Linked DNA regions of Mus musculus: all the other regions are linked to region 3. The links are chromatin contacts, found by Hi-C in ENCODE. All regions are on one chromosome and are shown on one strand. Each heading gives the region's core, a stretch centred on a gene start or an enhancer-like site at or near the end of the contact. The rest is flanking DNA. Distances are from core to core; before and after follow the strand shown.

Region 1 (2,920 bases), core at 137-2,636, 34 kb after region 3:
TAAATGCAAAACGAAGGAATAACTCCCAGAAAGCAAAAGAAAGGCTCAGGAAACCCATACCCTGGAATCATGTGACCACACTGGGATGCAGCCCCTCACACAAAACTCACTTAGAGATAACACTGTGGACCCAGGACAGGCTGTCAACTCAGATAGGCCCGGGAGAATGTTGTGATGCCTGGCCATTACCTTCCAATGCATCTCAGTCAATAATAAGAGAAAAGCAGCTTAGAAGCAGTCACACTCACATACCCTTTGTGCAGGCACACTTTGCTCTGGTCCCAGCAGTGGCTGGAACTTTGCAGTTTGTATACTCTGGGGCTTTGAGCAGCTCCTCCATCCTCGGAGGAAAGCCCGCATGAGGGCCACAAGCTGGACTCTTAGGTCCTGGCGTCCTTGAATTGCTCCCGAGTGAAGGATGCCACCCAGCTGCCCAGGGCTGGCGGCCTTGCGTGGGAGACAGTCGCCCACGCCTCGCACGTTCCCACTGCGGGACCACAGAGCTCAGCCATAGCTGCTCCCTGACCGCTATCCCTCCCGGGAGTCCCTTCCTCGCTTCTCCCCAGCGTGGGAACAGTGATCTTGCTTCCCAGGGGTGAACGAGATCAGGGGAGGGTGTGGGAAAGGATTTAGCCAAGACTTGGTAGAGGGCTGTATGCACAGGGAGTCCCGGCCGGCCAGCGAGGGCACCGCTATCACTTACTTAGTGATATCCAGACCTGGGGACCGCAACCTCCTGGAGCTGCCACCCAGCAGAGCACAGCCGCACTAGATCACAGATGAAGGGCGGTGGCGCTGGTGATGGACTGAGAGGTGACACTGGAGTCGCACCTGTCGGTCCCGAGCGGGTTCACCCAGGGCACTCAAGGCCACACAGAGCACATCATGGTTAACCTGCGCTAGTGGCGCGGAGGGACCCACGAAACACCCCCAGAGCTGGTTCCCACCGTGCTGTAGTCACTTCTCGCCTTTGTTTTTCCCTGCCATGACCCAAAGAATTCTAGTCTGTCTCTTCCCTGCCGCACAGGACTTCTTCCCACGTCTCAGTACCGTGCCTCGTCCCCTTCTCCAGTCCCCAAACAGTAGAAAAGCAAACAGCTGAGCGAACCCACCATGATGCGATCACAGGAGGCCAGGGGCATCGGGCCAAAGGTGTCTTTGCTCCGCTGGCTCCCCAGGCTGTGCACTGCTGCTCTTCGCCTTGGGGTCCGGTCCGGCTGGCAGGCACTGGAGGAGGGCTGCCTAGAAGGCGGTGTGTGAGAAACCCGCGGCTCTGAGTCCCTCCCACTTCTCCCAGGCTCAGCTAGAGAACTGAGTCTGCTCCCGCCCAGTCGCCATCCTCCAAACCACCAAAGGCAGACACACACACACACACACACACACACACACACACACACACACACACACACACACACACACATAGCAGGGAAGGGGACAAGGAAGAGAAAAAAAGAGACTCTAAGAAAAGTTGAAAAGTTGGCACATTAAAACTAAAAACATTTTCTCTAGTACAAGCTGGTGCAGAACCACTGTAGTTTCCTGAATCTGAAACCTGGTGGGGAACTTTCTTTCTCCTTGGGTGGCTTTGGTGGCCTGGCTTTTAGGTTTGAGGCTACTCTACTCATTTCAAAGGTAATTTTGTGGTCACAAGAATATTTTTTTTTTTTTGAGTAAGGTCTTGCCTCTATTTGGTTCACTACACTCAGCCCTATTTGCTGTTAATGCATGTGTGTGTGCATAACTGTTCTTTTATTTTTAAATCATTGTTCATACACACATATGTGTACACACAAAAATGCACACACACACACACACACACACACACACACTTACTCCTGGTGTCTTTTTAATCCTCCAAGTCCAAGAAGTCTAAGACAAAAAGTTATCTTGACATATCTACTTTCGACTCATCATCGACTCTGGTCTCACTGAGGAGGCCCCACTCATATGAGAAACGTTTTGTCCAGTGAAAACAACCATAAGAATTGTCCTAAAGAATGGATGGGAGTAGACAGAAACAGAATTAGCCAGAAATGCCAAGACAGCTACAGGAACCAGGGAAACTTTGGCCTTAAGATGGAACCAAACCTCGTAGGTCCTTTGCTGGTTCTGTTTTGGGTTTTGTTGTTATTTTCTTGTCATTTCCAAAGCTTCTCTTACTCCCAGAGCAATTCATGAACTTCTCTTAGTTCAGCAGGAAAAGTGAAATCTATTCTCAGACCATGAACGTAAGGCCCAAAAGGAAACAAAAACAAAGGGACTCATAATGTAAAGCAGCCAGCCCTATCAGTTTTAAAGTAAATAAAACATGACAGAAACATTCATGTGGGGGGGGGGGCATCCCTCTGACAGATAAAATGTTTCTGAAATAATGGTGTCAGTGTGGGATCTTGAAGGGCCCTTCAGTTTTGCAAGAGGATATGTGGAAGGAACTGCTTGTTGGTAGCAGAGGAGACTGAACAAAGGGCCACAGGCAGGTGGCAAGGTGGTGGTGTGGTGGCCAGGAGATAAGATGGGGTAGAAGGTAAAGGTGAGTGGAGTGCAGGAGGATGCAGAGGGCACAGGGTGCTGTCTCTGCTGTACTGTTCATGTAAGGACTCCTGAGCTACCTTTCTACACTGATGTCCCTCTTTCCCATGGTCCTTCCCTTCTGAGATAGGACGTGCTGAGCAGATAAGGGACACTTTAGTCTTACAGCATCTTCAGATCTGACACTGATATAAGGATGGCATGTAGGGGAAAGCCCATGTGTCTTCACTCTATTGAGAATAGAAAACAGAAGAAGTCTCAGGAAGACTATGGCAAGGAAGTTTTGTATAAACTGTAGGCAAAAAAAAAAAAAAAAAAAAAAAAAAAAAAAAAGGATGCGTCTGCCACATGCAGAACTCCTGAGGGAGGCCTTGGTGAGTGCTGACTTCAG
Region 2 (2,742 bases), core at 30-2,529, 37 kb before region 3:
AAAGCTCTACAGAAACTAGGATGCCCTGCTAGGGTTGCCAGAAGAAAACACAGCAAAGCAAGGGTGATTTGGGCAAGTTAAAGGGAAAATGTCCCTTTATTACATATCGGTTTCTCATGACTTACTGGAGAAATAATCTTTGAGTGTACTATACCATAACCAAATGATTTAACCATATTACGTGTTCCTGGTGTGCAAATCGCAAAAGAAAGCGAATCTTCTGTTCATTTCCTGCCTCTGATCCTAAGACCTTGCAGAGGCCCAGGAAGCCCCCAGGTCCCCTTGCATGGGAGCTAGCCAACCCTCTGAACCTGGCCTGGGAGTCACAGTGCTCTGCCTGTCTGGGTGTTCCCACGCTCAGTCCGGGTGAAGAGGCCGCAGCGACCCCAAGGGGCTTGATCACGCGGCCACGCCCCGGCCTACCCTCCTCTCCTGGTCCCGGCTTCGGAGCGTGGGAGAGGAGACCGGAGGATGCGCACCACGACCCTGCTGGGAGCAGCCAGGGAAGCGGGCGGGCGCGGGCTCGGTGCCAACGCGCGGCCCTGGGAGCGGGGCTGTTCACTTACTTGATGTCTTCCCACACCTCGGGACCATAATTGCGGATCACCAGCAGCTCCAGGGCATGGTTCACGAAACCGTACTGAAGGGCAGAGAGAGAGACCGTGGTCAAGGACCCGCGCCTTGCAACCCGGTCTTCCACCCGGTGCCTCTGACCTGTCATTCGCCTTCAGGATAAGCTTTCGGGTACCCTATTCTAAAAGGGGGGACTCTGCGGGATCTTTGAATTCTCGTCGTCCCTTTCCCCTCCCCCATCTTCTTACCCCTGCTCACCTGTCACCGTGGTGCAACAGGGGTAGCTCAGGAACCTGAGCCCTGAGCTTCCCACACCACCCTGCCCGTGGAACCCAGAATCCCCAGAAGTTGGAGGCTGGGGTTGAGTGGTGGGGACCCAACCAGACCCAGAGACTCGGAGCACTCCAGCAGATCATATGTCCCCACCTCCCACCAAAAGCGCTGTTCCTCGCGGCCCTCCGCTCTGTGTGCCCTGGGGCTTGTTTCTGCATCTCAGCCAGCTCTCTAGCCAGTCAAGGTCCACCCGCTCAGGTGTGATGTTCCGCTGACCATCCTGACAGCACTCACCATGGTGTCCGCGCCCGGAGCCTAGGAAGCAGCTTCCAGGCAAGAGTACCGCGGAAGGGACCCAGACAGCGACTACAGCGGCGACAGTGCTCCCAGACCAGCACAGAGCTGAAGCTAGGGCATCAGTCTCGGCCAACTCTGATTGCCACCTCTTCTCAGCCAATGACGAGTGGAGCCGCAGGAGGCTGGGCGCTGTTTCTTCCCATATCTTAGCCAATCAGTGACAGAGGAGGGAATTCAGATGGGCTCAGAGCTACTGTGCTCAAACATTTTCCCGCCCCAGTCTGGTGACAAGTCATTTCTTTTGAGGCCTTAAGGCAGATAGAACAGAACCAGCTGTGCTCCTTCCAGCATGGATGGGGTATTGTCATTGTCATCCTCGTACATCTGTTCTAATGTCCTAGAGCTTGGGCGTGTGTGTGTGTGTGTGTGTGTGTGTGTGTGTGTGTGTGTGTGCGCGCGCGCGCGCCCAGTGTTGATTAACATCGTCATGTTTTTTGTAGTTATGCACATAAACATTTCCTCTGTTGCTTTACCTAGCAACAGCTGGCAAACATAGCTAATCCTACAAAATTAACATTTTTACTTTTAGTCAATTAAGTTAATAATCAAGTGCACAAACTAAGATGTTTTGTAATATACAAGAGGTTTAGCAACTGCATTAGACTTTTTGCCATTGAGACAAAATACCTGACATTAACCAGCAGAATTCATGTTTTTGCCTGTGGTTTTTAGAGATCCATCGTTTTTTGTTTTTGTTTTCGCTTTTTTTTTTGTCTCCGTTGCTTTGGGGCGTGTGGAACAGCCCAACTCCATGGTGGCTGAGAGAATGGCCGAGGCTGTTTAGTTCATTACAGAGACACACAGGTGGGCCCAGTAGAGGCTTACAGTTCCCAAGGACACCCACAGTGGTCTACTTACAAACTCCAAAAAGGCTTCCAGAAGTTTCCAAACTGGTATTTCCCAGCTGGGGAATATGCTCTCAAGTACCTTCTCGGAGGATAGATACTTCATGTATCTTCTTGGAGGATAGATACTTCATGTGCAAACATAATTGTGAGCAAAACGTTAAGCCATCTTGTCTGTGAACTTTACAGGACAGGCCATATTACAACCCAGGAGTTAGAATTCCAGAAGTTTTAGATTTGTCTTGTATTTCTGTTTTGTCTGTTTGTCTGTCTGTCCATCAGTCCACCCACCCACCCACCCATCCATCCATCCATCCATCCATCCATCCAAGGGCCCATTACAAATGTGTGAACATTTCATCCCTCTCCAGTATGTCTTTCTCCCTCCCTCCCTCCTTCCCTCCTTCCCTTTCTCCTTCCCTCTTTCTTTCTTTCTTTCTTTCTTTCTTTCTTTCTTTCTTTCTTTCTTTCTTTCTCTCTTCCTTCCTTCCTCCCCCTCTCTCTCTTTCTCTCTTCCTTCCTCTCTCTCTCTCTCTCTCTCTCTCTCTCTCTCTCTCTCTCTCTCTCCTCTTTCTTACTTTCAAGCTGTCCCTTCTGTAAGTATGCACTCATCCATAGTCCCAAAACTCATTGGTTCTCCAAGGTGGACAGTGATGTAATCATTACTCATCTGTCCTGGCTTCTCACTCTAAAG
Region 3 (2,871 bases), core at 336-2,835:
CAGAGATGTTTCAAACATTTTTTCCCCTTTGTAAAGTGGGAAACAGTGCTACTCTCTTTGAGGAATATTGTGATGTGTGGGAGTTTTGTTTAGAAGAGTGTCTTCCAAGAATGGTTTAATATAAAGTAGCCATTGTTACCGCTATATTTCTTAGAAGTACTACTTTTCCTAGCCTAAAATTTCTCAGTTTTCATGCCCATACTCTGTAAAAGGCTCAACAGCAGTCTCTATCTCTTTCCCCTGAGGCTAATTATTAACGTGAGAACTCTGCCAGACTATATTCCCGTGATTGCCTCCAGCCTTTGAAAACACTCCTCAATTTGCCTTATTGAGCAGAATTTTTCATGGACAAATGAGAAAGACATAGTTTGGTTTGAAACCAAAGTCTGTGACTGTGAAAGTCTGGGAATCAGCTTCGCACCCAGGTTTATCTAACTCTCAGCAAATTAACAGCAGGAAAGGAGGAATGCTTGAGGCCACGTGTAGTATAGAAGGGGTTACTCTGCATTAACACACACAGAGTTCAAGGACTTCAGGCTGGGAGTCACTAACAAACAAATGCAAACATGTTGAGAGAAATATTAGTTATTCAGGGATGTGGTGTGCTTCCTAATTCCCTGTTCTCACAGTTTTATTTATTACCTGCTGCAATTGCTTCTTCTGCGATTATTTTTTCAAGGTCTTCTTTTTCTGAAGATTTCCTGGGAATAATTAAAGGTCTTAAATTAAAAGACAGATTAATGAGTGTTGAAAATTTGGATCATATACAACATATAATGATAGGTGAGAATTCTTTTCCAGAAGCAAATCTTGACATACCATATAAGATACAATCTGAAAGTCAGTGTCTTCATACATCAACTGCATGGCTTTGTCATTCATGTCTGCCTACATGGCTTTTAAAACCTTATCATTATAGTGACTGATTCTGTTGAAATTTGCCAAGTTATTCTAGCACTTTAAGGGTATAAAAGGGTATTTAATTGCAAGGTTCAACTTGCCATTAGCTGAGCCAAGTTTAAATGCAGGTATACTTCTTCTGTTTTAAATAGCATTTTAATAAAACACAGTATAATTTGAGAATTTTTAAAAGGAGACTGTTTTAAGAAGGAAAATTGGCCAGAAAAAAACTTTGTTGCATAGAAATATGATGCTTATAAGTATATAAAGTACTAAGTAGGAATATTTTATCCAAGTGGGCTGGGTATCATATTATAGCTATATACTCAATTTGGATATGGAGAGTCACAATCCTTTTTTGGATAATTCATCACAGTACCAGACTCTTATTTTTCCTTCCCTTTAAAAATCATTTCAGCAGATTTATTTTTCTAAAGAATGAGAGCAGGGCTCCTCACTCTAATACTGCCATTTTCTGACATTCATACTGTCAGATGAGTGCAGAATGGAGCTTTGTTATTCTGAAAAGCACACAATGAAGTGAGTGTAAACTAAATACTCCTTGCTTTAGCAAACACAGCATACAGAAAGTCTTGTGAGTGGCCAGCAAGACCCCCCCACCTCTACACACACACACACACACACACACACACACACAATTATGATTTTGTCCACATGTTGGGGGAGAGAGACAGGGAGAGAGAGTTCCCGCAACACTTCCCCCAGCAGCAGGCGAGGTCACAGTGACTCTTCAGATAAGAACTGGGCTCTCATCCCACTGCTTAACCCATTATTTGTGTTTTGTTTGATTACAAGTCCCAGAAATAAACTGCAGGAAACAGGATTAAGATGTGTTCATCTGCTGGCAGACCAAGGATAGCACAAACAGTAAAGTGAGGCATCAACATGCAAATGAGCAAGAAAAGTACTCAGAAGGTACGTAAGACTGAGGCAGAGCCACCTCACACAGGAGCAGGCAGGAGGAAAAGCCTACTGGTCAACAGTCAGCATCATGGACCAATGTCAGCCTCTGTATTCCTTAAGATTTCCAAAGGAAATAATTGTTGTGGATTTTACTTTTGAGGGCTCTTTTACAGGATGCACCACAGAAAACAGATTTCCATCCAGCAGCAGGGATGTTTCAGAGCACAAAGGCCTGAGAATAAATCTCAAGTGCACTGGCTGCCAAGGACTTGAGCCAACAGCTCCAGTAGCACCATAAGAATGACTTGAAGCTATCTTATCAGCCTGCCTGGGAATTAGGGGCAGAGGCGCCTGGGATGCTTGTCAGCTCTGTCCAGTAAAGAAAGCTTCTGTCAGACACAGATTCACACTCTTCTGGGCCGTTCATGACCCTTTCTTGGCTCAGTTGAGCTGCCTGCATAAAGTCTAATAGCATTTACTCAGCAGGAAAATTCAGCCCAGATTATCCATAGGGTGGACTACACTATGATAGGGAAGAGATGCACATGAAAGTGTTTGTAGAGTGTACCAACCAAGGTGTTGGTGTGCAAAACTCTATGTTGTACTTTGTAAATGTGGACTCAGTATTTATTATTCACAAATTGAATACTTAGAACAGGAATAGTCAATTTTTCTGCCAGAAGCATGTGGCCAGCTTTATTTTAAAAGCCAACTATACAAACAAGATTTAAAACAAAGCAAAAACACAATCCTATTTTCCTTCTCTTCTGAAACCTGAAAAAGTACATTTGTTCTCAAGTTTGCAGTTGCTAACACTTATTCAGTTTTTGATCTATAACAACAATCTGGTAAGTATTAATGTATTCAATAAGGTTTGATTATTTTTACACAATATTTGTGGGATGCGGGTTCATACAACTAAGGTAACTTAGCTTACCTGTTTTCTTCTATTTTATGCTTTGCCAAGGTTCTCTGAAGTGCAAGGTTCAGTCGCTCACACTGGAAAGAAAAAGAAATATTTGTAGCATTTCCTTAAGATGTCTTAAA

Evidence for each region. A loop is a pair of places that touch in the nucleus more often than their neighbours do.
Region 1: a loop to region 3 is called in a map of heart, with 2.3 times the contacts of the local background. The contact joins the promoter of Gucy1a1 here to the enhancer-like site in region 3. A Hi-C loop is called at or near these places in 4 of 37 maps with a recorded cell type or tissue (heart and left cerebral cortex).
Region 2: a map of heart shows a loop between it and region 3 (2.0-fold over the local background). The contact joins the promoter of Gucy1b1 here to the enhancer-like site in region 3. A Hi-C loop is called at or near these places in 3 of 37 maps with a recorded cell type or tissue (all heart).

Annotation. Positions count from the first base shown.
Region 1 is chr3:82,144,560-82,147,479 of GRCm38, forward strand. It overlaps Gucy1a1 (guanylate cyclase 1, soluble, alpha 1), which reads right to left and starts at 1,387. Exons shown (of 9, transcript NM_021896.6): 1 at 1,113-1,387. Gm29921 (a long non-coding RNA gene) reads right to left here. Exons shown (of 9, transcript XR_867373.2): 8 at 2,089-2,209; 9 at 1,839-1,990.
Region 2 is chr3:82,073,432-82,076,173 of GRCm38, forward strand. It overlaps Gucy1b1 (guanylate cyclase 1, soluble, beta 1), which reads right to left and starts at 1,280. Exons shown (of 14, transcript NM_017469.4): 1 at 1,141-1,280; 2 at 567-640. The coding sequence starts at 1,143.
Region 3 is chr3:82,110,511-82,113,381 of GRCm38, forward strand. It overlaps Gucy1a1 (guanylate cyclase 1, soluble, alpha 1), which reads right to left. Exons shown (of 9, transcript NM_021896.6): 3 at 2,762-2,823; 4 at 643-701. Among named protein-coding and RNA genes, the nearest start is that of Mir7010, 5.6 kb to the left of the region's middle. Within about 2 kb of position 1,586, at least 1 of the 3 ENCODE cell types and tissues checked has a DNase peak (open chromatin) inside an H3K27ac peak, as active enhancers do; it is heart, where a contact is called at or near this core.